Linked DNA regions of Homo sapiens: region 2 is linked to region 1. A link is a loop called in an ENCODE intact Hi-C map of the cell type or tissue named here. Cell type or tissue: HepG2. All regions are shown on one strand. Each heading gives the region's core, and the rest is flanking DNA. Links, peaks and the distances in the headings are about the cores only.

What was found. Peaks named below come from ENCODE experiments on the same cell type or tissue, not always from the same donor. Only the 100,000 strongest peaks of a DNase experiment are listed, where the experiment ranks them.
Region 2: a loop joins it to region 1, with 2.9 times the contacts of the local background. A loop is called at or near these places in 1 of 110 quality-filtered maps.

What each region holds. Positions count from the first base shown.
Region 1 is chr4:78,133,264-78,138,651 of GRCh38, reverse strand. The region is part of intron 2 of FRAS1 (Fraser extracellular matrix complex subunit 1); the gene reads right to left. Among named protein-coding and RNA genes, the nearest start is that of FRAS1, 79 kb to the right of the region's middle. In HepG2, for the core only: no CTCF peak of the experiment used is centred there; DNase peaks (open chromatin) are centred at 261, 1,981 and 2,381; H3K4me3 peaks cover 811 bases.
Region 2 is chr4:78,217,990-78,223,377 of GRCh38, reverse strand. The region is part of intron 2 of FRAS1 (Fraser extracellular matrix complex subunit 1); the gene reads right to left. Among named protein-coding and RNA genes, the nearest start is that of SNORD161, 68 kb to the left of the region's middle. RefSeq lists an enhancer at 114-998. In HepG2, for the core only: no CTCF peak of the experiment used is centred there; DNase peaks (open chromatin) are centred at 2,917, 3,367 and 4,907.

The DNA.
Region 1 (5,388 bases), core at 58-5,057:
GAAACTGAGACTGAGAGATTAAGTCACTTGTCCAGGAACACACAATGGTAAGTGGCAGGGAATTATTATATAATAGTTGTGATCTTCTTATCAAGGCTGGAAAAGCCGTCGCTATTATGAAAACAAGCAGCAATAATATATAGTTAAGAGAAATTGCATAACCCTCCAGATATATTTCTCTACACATATCCTGGATGAAAGTCCAGGCTTATCAGTAATATCGCTGATCCCTAGGTTACTTTTCCCTGATCTTCTGACCACATCCTCACCAGATATTGGCATTAGGCCTAGTCCTCCAGAAACAACTGAGTTCTCACCCTGGACCTAAATGCTTCTATGGCCTTCCTTACTTTTCTTAGCTAAGCTCCACATTTGGGTGAAATAGGACTATGAACTAAAGTACTGTTTACTAGATGATCACTATCACTACTCAAAATGAGAGCAACTGCAAAAATTACGTGATGGGCAATTTGGCACCAGAGCCTCCAATGCCACTGGATATGAAGCTTTCTGCAGGCAAGGGATTGGAGGCAGACCCACCCTTCGGCCTGAAACCACCTGCAGAAGAAAGACAAGCTCCTGGTAGGGGAGTCCAGAGTTGGAAGCTCGCATCTCAGATTAAACCAGTGCACACTGGGTGCACCCGACCACTAATAACATGAACCTATTGCCCACTTGCTACTACCAATAAATACCATTCATCCGGCCTTCTGTATGTGCCAGGCACTGCACTAAGCATTTCATACTATTGCCTATATTAACTCTTAAAGCAATCTGGCAAGCTCCATGTTAACATCCCCATTTAACAGATAAGAATTCAGAAGCATAGAGAGCCTTAGTAATGTGTCCAAGGTGACACAGAGACAGGCTTAGAACCCAGTGCATCCTAACTCCAAAGCACGTACTATTAACCATGACTCACATTGCCACACACACACACCCAAATTCAGATGCTCAAATTCATCTCTCCTTCACAGAGTAAGTGAAGAGACACCCAACAATGCCAAGATGACTTACCAGATGTGGGGCCCCTTTGGGGCTCAATCCAGCCTCCCCAGACAGTACTTGAACCTTCCCTTGTCAATCACATCCATTTCTGAGAGACAGCACTATTATCATTCATAAATGAATAATCTATGATATTATTAACATAATTAAGATGGCATTTTTTAAAAAATAAAAAATCTATAATCTTCAACAGAAAAGTGATACAATCATTCTCTTTCCTTCATTATGCCTAAGAGAAAAAATATATATGTATACATATTTATATACACACACCAACACAGAAATATACATATATGATTAAAGAAGTTACTTTACTTAACATTTAACAAGAATTATTCAAATAATTCCCTGGAACCAACAGAGTCTATAAAGAGCCTCTGGACAATTGACTATGATCATGTAGGAGCTGGCATTAGACTCTTATAAGGTTTGCATCTTTTCCTTACCTGAAGGAAAAAACTGAATCAAAGGACTATGAAAGCCATGTAAGTATTGCCCAGCCCTGTTTAGGTTCAGTAAAAAACACACCCAGGTGGGTGATTCTTAGGTCAGGATTTTGAGATGTAGCATTAAATCTATTTCCTTTCCAGAGCTTTTCTTGCTGAGGAGGGATTTGTTTCAGATGGTGCAGTGCCAGTGGCCTCAGGCCCTGTGTGTGCTGGTGCCCACTCCACTGTGAAGACTTCTCATGAAGTCTCATTCACCCCTGTATCCCAAAACCGAGCACGGTGCTGGCGCACAGTAGGTATGCCAAAAGTACTTCTGGCATGAGGAATTAAACTGATAGGGTGGGGAAGCTCACACTGGAAGAGCTATTTAGTGTCATCATCTCCACTGTGCTTCAGTGTCAGCACAGCAGCTCTAAGAAGTCCTGTGGGAACTCTCCCAATGGCACACAAAAGAGCAAGACATCAGGGTGGTATGTCCAAGACTTGGGTTCTCCTGAACTCTGGCTCAAACATCTGCTCTGTCATTCATTAACTGTGTGGCCTTCGACATGTCCCATAATCTCTTTGAGCCTCTTCCTCATTCAAGAACTGGAGAGATTAGACTGCGTGCTGTCTAAAGTTGCTTCCAACTCTAAAGTGTTATAATCCTATTTTCCTTATTATCAGTCTCAGCCCAATACCTCCCCTTGCATGCCCCAAGTTATTAGTTTAAAAAGTATACAGTTGATCCTCATTATGCATGGATTCCGTAATTGAGAATTCTCCTAGTGGCCACAATTTATTTGTAAGCCCCAAATTAATATTTATAATGCTTTCACGGTCATTGATGGACATGCACAGAGCAGCAAAATCGTTGAGTCACCCAAATGCACACATTCCCAGCAGAGGTCAAACAAGGCAACACTCTGTTCTCCTGTTTCAGCTCCCATACTGTAGACAAGTGTCCTTTTCACAGTCTATTTAGTGTCCTGTTTTTCACAATGTTGTGCTTTTTGTGTGACTTCACTCTTAAAATGACCCATGCACACAGTGCTGCAGTGCTGTCTACTGTTCCTAAGTGCAAAGCTGTGATATGTCTTACAGAAAAAACACATGTGTTAGATATGCTTCACTCAGCCATGAGTTATAGTGCTGTTAGCCATGAGTTCAAAGGTGTGAATCAACAATATATATTAAGTAAGGTGTCTTAAAGCAAAAGCACACATAAAACACAGTTAGGTATCGATCAGCTGATGGAAATGTTGAGATCAGAGGCTCACAGGAGGATCCTAAACTTATATTTCCCTTAGGAGCAACAGTTCGGTATTTGTTAATTCAGTGTTCGTGGCAACTTTATAGAACATGACTATTGCAAATAATGAGAATTGACGGTATACCCTCAGTCCGGACTTCCACATACAGTTGTGTGGAAATGTAAATGACACCCCCTAGAGTTGTACAGTGTACAATCTGCCCAACCATGTGCAGTAGTGCTGTACTTGAGATATTATCTTGTTGGAATGGACAATATGGAGAAAAACAAAATGGAAACTTCTATCCTTAGCATACTCCAAATAAAAAACTCTTCTAGCACTCATGATGAAATTATTGCACATGACCTAGACTCCTGACATGAGTGAACCCATTTAGGAATGTGAGTGTCTCCTGAAATGCCTTTCCTCCATCCCTCTTATGCTTACATAAATATCCTGAATTTTGCAAGAAACAGCCCAAGTATTTCCATGCTTTCTCTGCAGATCAGTTTGTAACTGTCATTAATAATTTCAAATGATGTCCCTATGAGAAAGTTCTCCACAAATCCACTGCAGAAACACAGGCCAGTAGCAATAAATAATTCATGCATGCACCTGAAACTCCTACTAGGAGGATATACTGGGAGATTTTCTGAAAGGAGAAGGAACACAGAGGCAGGAAAAAGAGAAAATTAAAAGGAGAAAAAGAAAAGATGCAAGAAGGAAAGAGGAAGACTGACTATGACGGCAAGAGTTTTAGAAATAAATACTACTTCAGAAAGGCATCAGCAAGGTCAATCAAAATTTCTTTTTAATTTGCAAGTGCAGGGGGAAGTTTTTGGCTTATCTCTCTTTTGTAATATGGTTTGTTACTGTATATCTCAAATACACAGTCAGCCCCATGACATTGCTGATGATATAACAATTTCCTACAATTAAACCCTACCAGCATGCAATTGTCCTTTGAGACTGTCAGGATTCGGATTTTAAAAAAATAATAAAATAAAATAAAATAAGAACATTATTGTTAGACTTCTGAGCTTAGTCAGGCATGAGGGTTCAAATCTCACCCACATCACTTAAGGATAGATGGCTGCCAGTAAGTAGTTTAACTTTCAAACCTCAGACTTTTTGTTTGTAAAGTAGGGATAAATAACAGCACCTACTGCATCAGGCTGTTTTGAAAATTAAATGAGATAATGCATATATAGTACCTAATACCATACCTAGGATATTAAAATTATTATTTACCAATATGATATTATAATTGATAAATTACACACAGATCCAGGTTACTGGAAGCTTTAAATCCATAGGTAAAACCACAGCACAGAAAACATCTCACAGAAACACTTTTTGGGTTATCTATCATGAAAGGAGTGATTCAGGCAGGAGAAAGAAAAGAGAACAGCAATTTTCTTTTGAGTTTCTCAGGCTTTCCACTTTTCTTCTCTCATTGCCAGATAATGGATCAATGACTTTCCAGAAACCAAAACTAATCCTACAAGTAAAAATGATGTGATTACAGGCCCAGTACTTAGAAGCCACAGTGATATCTCATTGACATGAGAGGAAGAGACAAGTGACAGGAAAATAAACTTGAGTAAATGGACAGCAGATGAAGAAAAAAAACCTCTACGGCCAAAATCTGCACCAAGAGGAGGTCCTGAGGCACATTTAAAGAGATGCAGAAGAAGTGTCAGATGAACACAAATCCCGATAAGGCTCAAAACAGTGGGAGGAAGCAGAGTTGGCCTTCTCTGACCCATTTCATGTTTTTGTATACTACTGTTAATAGCCCGTCTCGAAACCCCACCTCTACAAAAATACAAAAAAATTAGCCAGGCATGGTGGTGGGCGCCTGAAGTCCCAGCTACTCGGGAGGCTGAGGCAGGAGAATGGCATGACCCGGGAGGTGGAGCTTGCAGTGAGCCGAGATCAGGCCACTGCACACCAGCCTGGGCGACAGTGCGAGAGTCCATCTCAAAAAAAAAAACAAAAAAAAAAAACCTAGTCCATCTCAGCTCCCTCACCTTTCTTAAAACCATAGGTATATACTGAGGATTCACAGTCAAGTAAAATGTTTGGATTAGGTGATGACCCAAAAGATCCTTTCAAAGCCCGTGATTCCTTTGTGCTTTAAAAGAAAGAGCAAAATTAAGTGACTCACTTGATCAGTGATGACAACAGAAACATATGTGTCTTCAGACCTTTAGCCCTAGGTTGGCCTCGTCATTTTGTTTACGTTGCTTATCTTGCACAGGCATATTTTTTAGGAAAATACACATTAAAAACATTTTGTGGGTATATAGTAGGTATATATATTTATGGGGTACATGAGATGTTTTGATACAGGCAGGCAATGTGTAATAATCACAGCATGGAAAATGGGGTATCTGTTCCCTCAAACATTTATCCTTTATATTACACACAATCTAATTTTTTTTTTTAGTTATTTTAAGATGCACAATTAAATTATTATAAACCATAGTGACTCTATTGTGCTAACAAATACCAGGCCTTATTCATTCATTCTAACTTTTTGTACTCATTAACCTTCCCTACCTCCCTCCCACCCCACTACCCTTCCCAGCCTCTGGTAAACATCCTTCTACTTTCTATCTCCATGAGTTCAATTGTTTTGATTTGATTTTTAGGTCCCAGAAATAAGTGAGAACATGCAATGTTTGTCTTTCTGT
Region 2 (5,388 bases), core at 309-5,308, 84 kb before region 1:
CTAGTTTACAAAATGGGCTTCTGTTCTGCATCAACTATTTTTCCAAGAACACCCTGGCATGATGGGCCACAACTGGCATGTGAATTCAGCATCTTCACCCCCAGGGATGTGGATCCCATCCCCATTCCAAACCAAGAGGAAATTAACTGCCAGGGATGCGGAGCCCATCCCCATTCCAAACCAAGAGGAAATTAACTGACAGTTCTGATGGGAATGACATACTGACTCAGTACTCAGACCAAGCAATCCACTCCCGCAGTCAGCAAAATACACACCGGTTGTATTCTCTAACAACACAAAAATGCTTCACTCGATTTGCTTCCAGCCTCACTGTTTGCCAGGAAGCCACCGAAAAGAAGCAGGTATCAAGTGTCTCAGAGGAAGACCCTCCCAGGGTTCATTGTTAAATCCAGAGGCAGAACCCAGAGCAATTACACTTCTGGTACAATTACCAGCATCACCCACTCCCTGCCAAGTGAGGAGGCTTGGCAGCTGAATAATACAGCTTTCATTTTACATTTCCAATCCAATTAGCTGACAGTACTAGTCAATTGGCTGAATAAAACAAAATGCAGCGGAAGTTGAAAGGCCTCTATGTGGTTTGCAGAGCTGTGCCTTTGAGAACAATGATAAGATGAAAGGGACTGAAAAGCAAATTAGGAGACCCACCGCAACAAAAGAGCAGGCTGCAGACAACCCACAGGTGGGATGGATGGTTTAAATGGCGCGTCAGAGATATTTAAGCTTACCACCCATCCCACCTACTGTTTGTTTTACTAATAGCAAGAAAATTAAATTGCCACCCCTGAACTTACTCACTGCCAGGTCTAGCTGGGACTTATTAGCATCGCCAGCATATACATGCAAAGGCAAACATTCTCCTAAGAACTTTTAGCCTTTCTTTCTGCCCTGCAGTCAACATTTACGGAGAAGTCGCTGTGTGCAAAGCCCGACTAGTGGTTAGGAGCTGTTACGGAAATAGAAGACAATGAGTTTCTGGGGAAGTTCATGGGCTCATCGGTGAGATGAAATGCACACGCATGAAATAAGCAGGAGACCACACAGTGGACAGCAACGGGAGAGGGGGGCAGCAAGCAACTTTGAATAACTGGACCATGAAAACTTGCTGACCAGTGCCAGAATCCTAGTGAATCCCACTGTGGTGTTCCAATAGATTCCACAGGAGTCCTCCCAAATTCTGGCTTGATAACTCCGTAACTCTTCCAGAGCTGAGCAGAATCAACCAGTGCCTTGAGCCCATTAATACATAGTCCAGATTGAACCAGGGCAGAGCTCCAGGGGGGCAGAGCTCCACGGCTCTGCCCTGCTCACCTGTATTCTTCCAGACCTTATACGAGGCTAATGACACCCACTGTTAACAGGGAAAGTTCTATCTGGTCACACTGAGGATAAACCTGAGACTTCCAGTACGGTTGAGGAATGATTCCATTAAAGACAGAGTGAACACTATAATTTGTTTCCTAGGCTTCATCCAAAATATACTATTTCAGTCTTTATTCATTTTTGGCCCCATGACTGACATACAATATGGGACTTACAGGGGTGTTGTGACCTTGTCCAAAAGCCTCATGTCAAATGTAGGAAAGAGGAAGTATTCATTAGCAAAGCAGGGTTTGCTGCAAAACTCTTTGTAGGACAATATGTCCCTGAATCACACTGTTCAACACACACAAGGTGGTTTAATAAGAGCCCCTTCTAAAAATGGGAGGACGGTGAGCCACACAATGCAAAGAATGAAATGAAGCTTGGCAAGGATCCATGTATATTTGTAGAAAATAACAGTATTTGGAGAATGAGGGTCCCTTCTAAGGCATACCAACTGGTTTATTTCTGAGATAACAGTTAGATCTTATAAACATGGAAAATGGCATCTTACTTAGATGATCTGCATAAATAAAGACAGAACATATGCAAATTTTTTAAAGTTTCTAATACATATGCCAAAAAACCCTCGGGTAATTCTACTTCAACTATCAATTAATCAGCCCAGAAGTTGTTTACCATCAAGTTAGCTTTGTGTACGTACAGTATTTATAATAAGTAAAGATGTTTTACAGAGGAGGAAAAAAATCTTACAATACTAATGGAGAACATGAAAGAAATTTGATATATTTAGCCTTTATAATAAATTCTATATTACCATTTCTTGAGTTAAAAAACATAACTGGTTATGTATTATTATTATTATTTTGAGAGAGTCTGGCTATGTCGCCCAGGCTGGAGTGCAGTGGCGTGATCTCAGCTCACGGCAATCTCTGCCTCCTGGGCTCAAGCCATCCTCCCACTTCAGCCTCCCAAGTAGCTGAGACTACAGGTGCACACCACCACATCTGGCTAATTTTTGTATTTTTTGTAGAGACAGGGTTTTGCCATGTCACCCAGACTGGTCTCAAATGCCTAAGCTCAAGCCATCTGCCCGCCTCAGCCTCCCAAAGTCAGTTGTGAGCCACCATGCCCAGCCTGTATTATTTTTTAATAAACGTGTTAATTTCTTTAAAAAGAAAGAAAAAGAAAAAAATGCTACTAGTATTCTTGAAATTTTCATAGTAACATTGATAAGAAATGTCTGTATTCTTGAGATGAGCTGCTAAATAAAATGGCTAGAGAGAGAGTAGGTACAATCAAAGGCTGCTCTAGTCTCACACCTTCAGATTAGAAGATTTACTGTCTGAATGGACTGTAATATTTTGTTGCTTTGATTGTTCTATTAATGAAATTAGATTATACAGAACATGAGAAATTTTCTCCATTTGGTTCCTTTTCCACAATACAGAAAAATCGCCACTACAGGTAAGAACAAGACTGTAGCTATACTCATAGTAGACAACATATTTTTTTAGAACTGCCTGGACTTGTCTCAACCTCGACATTGTGGGCCATTTGGTCTCTTGTAACTACTCAACTATGTAAACTCAACTTTGTCAACGTTGTAGAGAAAAAGCCACAGACAGTATGTAAATAAATCAGCAGGTCTATGTTCCAATAAACCTTTACTTGGGGGAACTGACATATCATTTTCATGTGTCACAAAATACTTTTATGATTTTTTAAGCCATTTAAAAATGTAAAATCCATTCTTGGCTGAATTTGACCAGCCATAGACTGAATTTGGCCCACAAGCTATAGTCCATGAACGTCTAATCTACTGCATCAGAAAAAGCAGAAGAAAATGTGAATCAACAAAATAGATTGTGTCTGTATCATTCAAAGGGATAAATGAGGGAACAGTGTTAAAGATTCTGGTCAATTTGGAGATGATAAAATGAGAGGAGTCTTCAAAGAGTTAATCATCTACTCCAATCCACATCACTACTGCCCTCTGACTCTTGAGCCTGCTGATAAAATTCCAGCTCCTGTTCCTGTCCTTGAGCTGTACTAGAGGATATGGGATGAGCAAGACTGTCATCTCCTCTGTCGGTGAGAATGATGGGCCTTCATTACCTGATTCTAGACTGAAAAGAAAAGTATTAGTACTTGGATACCTGCCTATCACAGAGCAAAACAAGTTTTTTTCTGCAGAGAAAACAAAAGGAACTAACTTCTGCCAATGAAAAAAACCTTCATGAAATATATTATCTATGGAGTGGCAGCAAAAATAGGCCCAACAAAATGTTAAGTTCCAAATTTGTAGCAGCAAGGCAATTACTTATCCTGACATCTTAAGTAAACTCTGGAGAAAACTCAACCTTCTCAACAAAGTTTATTATTGTTTCTCAAGGATGAAACAGGTATCTTACACAAATATATTTTAAATTCAACATGTTATTTAGATGCTTAATCAATCTGGTCTGGCAGGTGGCTCTTTTCAAAGCTTTTTTAAAATACACTTTTGTTTAGTAATATATACTATCTGTCCTAGAAACTGGCTGATATCTACATTACACATGATCAATTGTTGCTATGTCTAAAAGAAAAAGCAATTAGGAAATATATTATTTGTGGTTCTACTTCCACTGTTTATAAGCAGATAATACATTTTTTGTTGTCTTAAAAAAGTTTTAATATTTTTATTTTCTAAAATAATAGGTCTTTGGTGTGAAATAAAACATACTCATGAAAATTCAAATAGAATTCATTTGCTAAAAGACAAAAATGGCCTTAAATGAGGTAGAACTTCATTCTTAAGCAAATAAGTAATTCAGTCTGATAATAGATGTATAAGTAGGGCTGCAATTCACTGATATATTAATAGATCTTCCCTAATAAGAACATTAAATAGCATTTGGTTTATAGCATGAAAAAATAAAATTATCTCCAAGATGAGAAAGAAAAAAACCAGCAAAAGAATGTAATTACCATAGAAGCATTTCCTGAATTATACTGGAGCTGAAATCCTCTATTAGGGAAAATGAACCCTAAAATACACCATGTTCCCTCTATAAGAATAGAAAGAAATGTGTCTTTTGTAAACTTCAAGGTCATCTTTTGTGAATTGAAAGGATAAAGAATTTGTTTTAATGATCATTTTCTAAGAAATATCACATTTTATATTTGGAAAATCACACAGAGAAGGCAGACTCAGAATATTTGGATGCAAGCAAACTACATGTGTCACCTTCTCACTAATCTCCCAAACAAATTGGTTTCTTGTCCTCTCCCACAGGTGACAAGTGGGTGGCTCTGGGTTTGGAACAGTGCTGGATCAACATTTGTTTCAGTACCTCTGGGAAGACTGGTTTGACTGATTCTGGGGCTAACTCTCTGCAATCTCAAGAGTAGGGCCAGAATGACAGTGGATCCAAACATTCTACAGAGTAATTCTCTCAGATCTGCCATTAGACAAGATCCAGGAGCTAGGTCAGAACCTAGGTTTCAATCAGATATCATACGACAAACAGTATGCACTTGATGATCCATGTCCACACAGTCTGCAACTGTCCACTCCTGGCTTGGTGATGCAATGCTCACGTAATGAACTGTATTGAACTTGGGAAATGCATAGTCTACTCTTCTCCAATTCAGAATAGGTTGAACAAATCACAGCACATGTGAGCATATTTCCAGATATACCCCAAACTTTCTACCCTCTATGCACAAAAAGAGAGCTTTAGGGTAGCCTAGTGTGCTGTATTTCAAGCATAGACCCTTCTGAGATAGTTCCCCTCTCTCTGTGTGTGTATTCTCCAAAATCAATCAGATTTCTTAAGAGTCCAAGAGAGGAGAAACCAGGATGGACAGAATTATCATACTTCATTTGGTAAAATATTAACATAAATACAACTTGTGTGTGTGTGTGTGTGTGTGTGTGTGTGTGTGTGAGAGAGAGTGAGAGAGAGAGAGAAGGGAGAGAGAGAGGAAGAGAAGAGAGGAGAGGAGGGGGGAGGGGAGGGGAAGGGGAGGGGAAGAGAGGGGAGGGGAAGGGGAGGG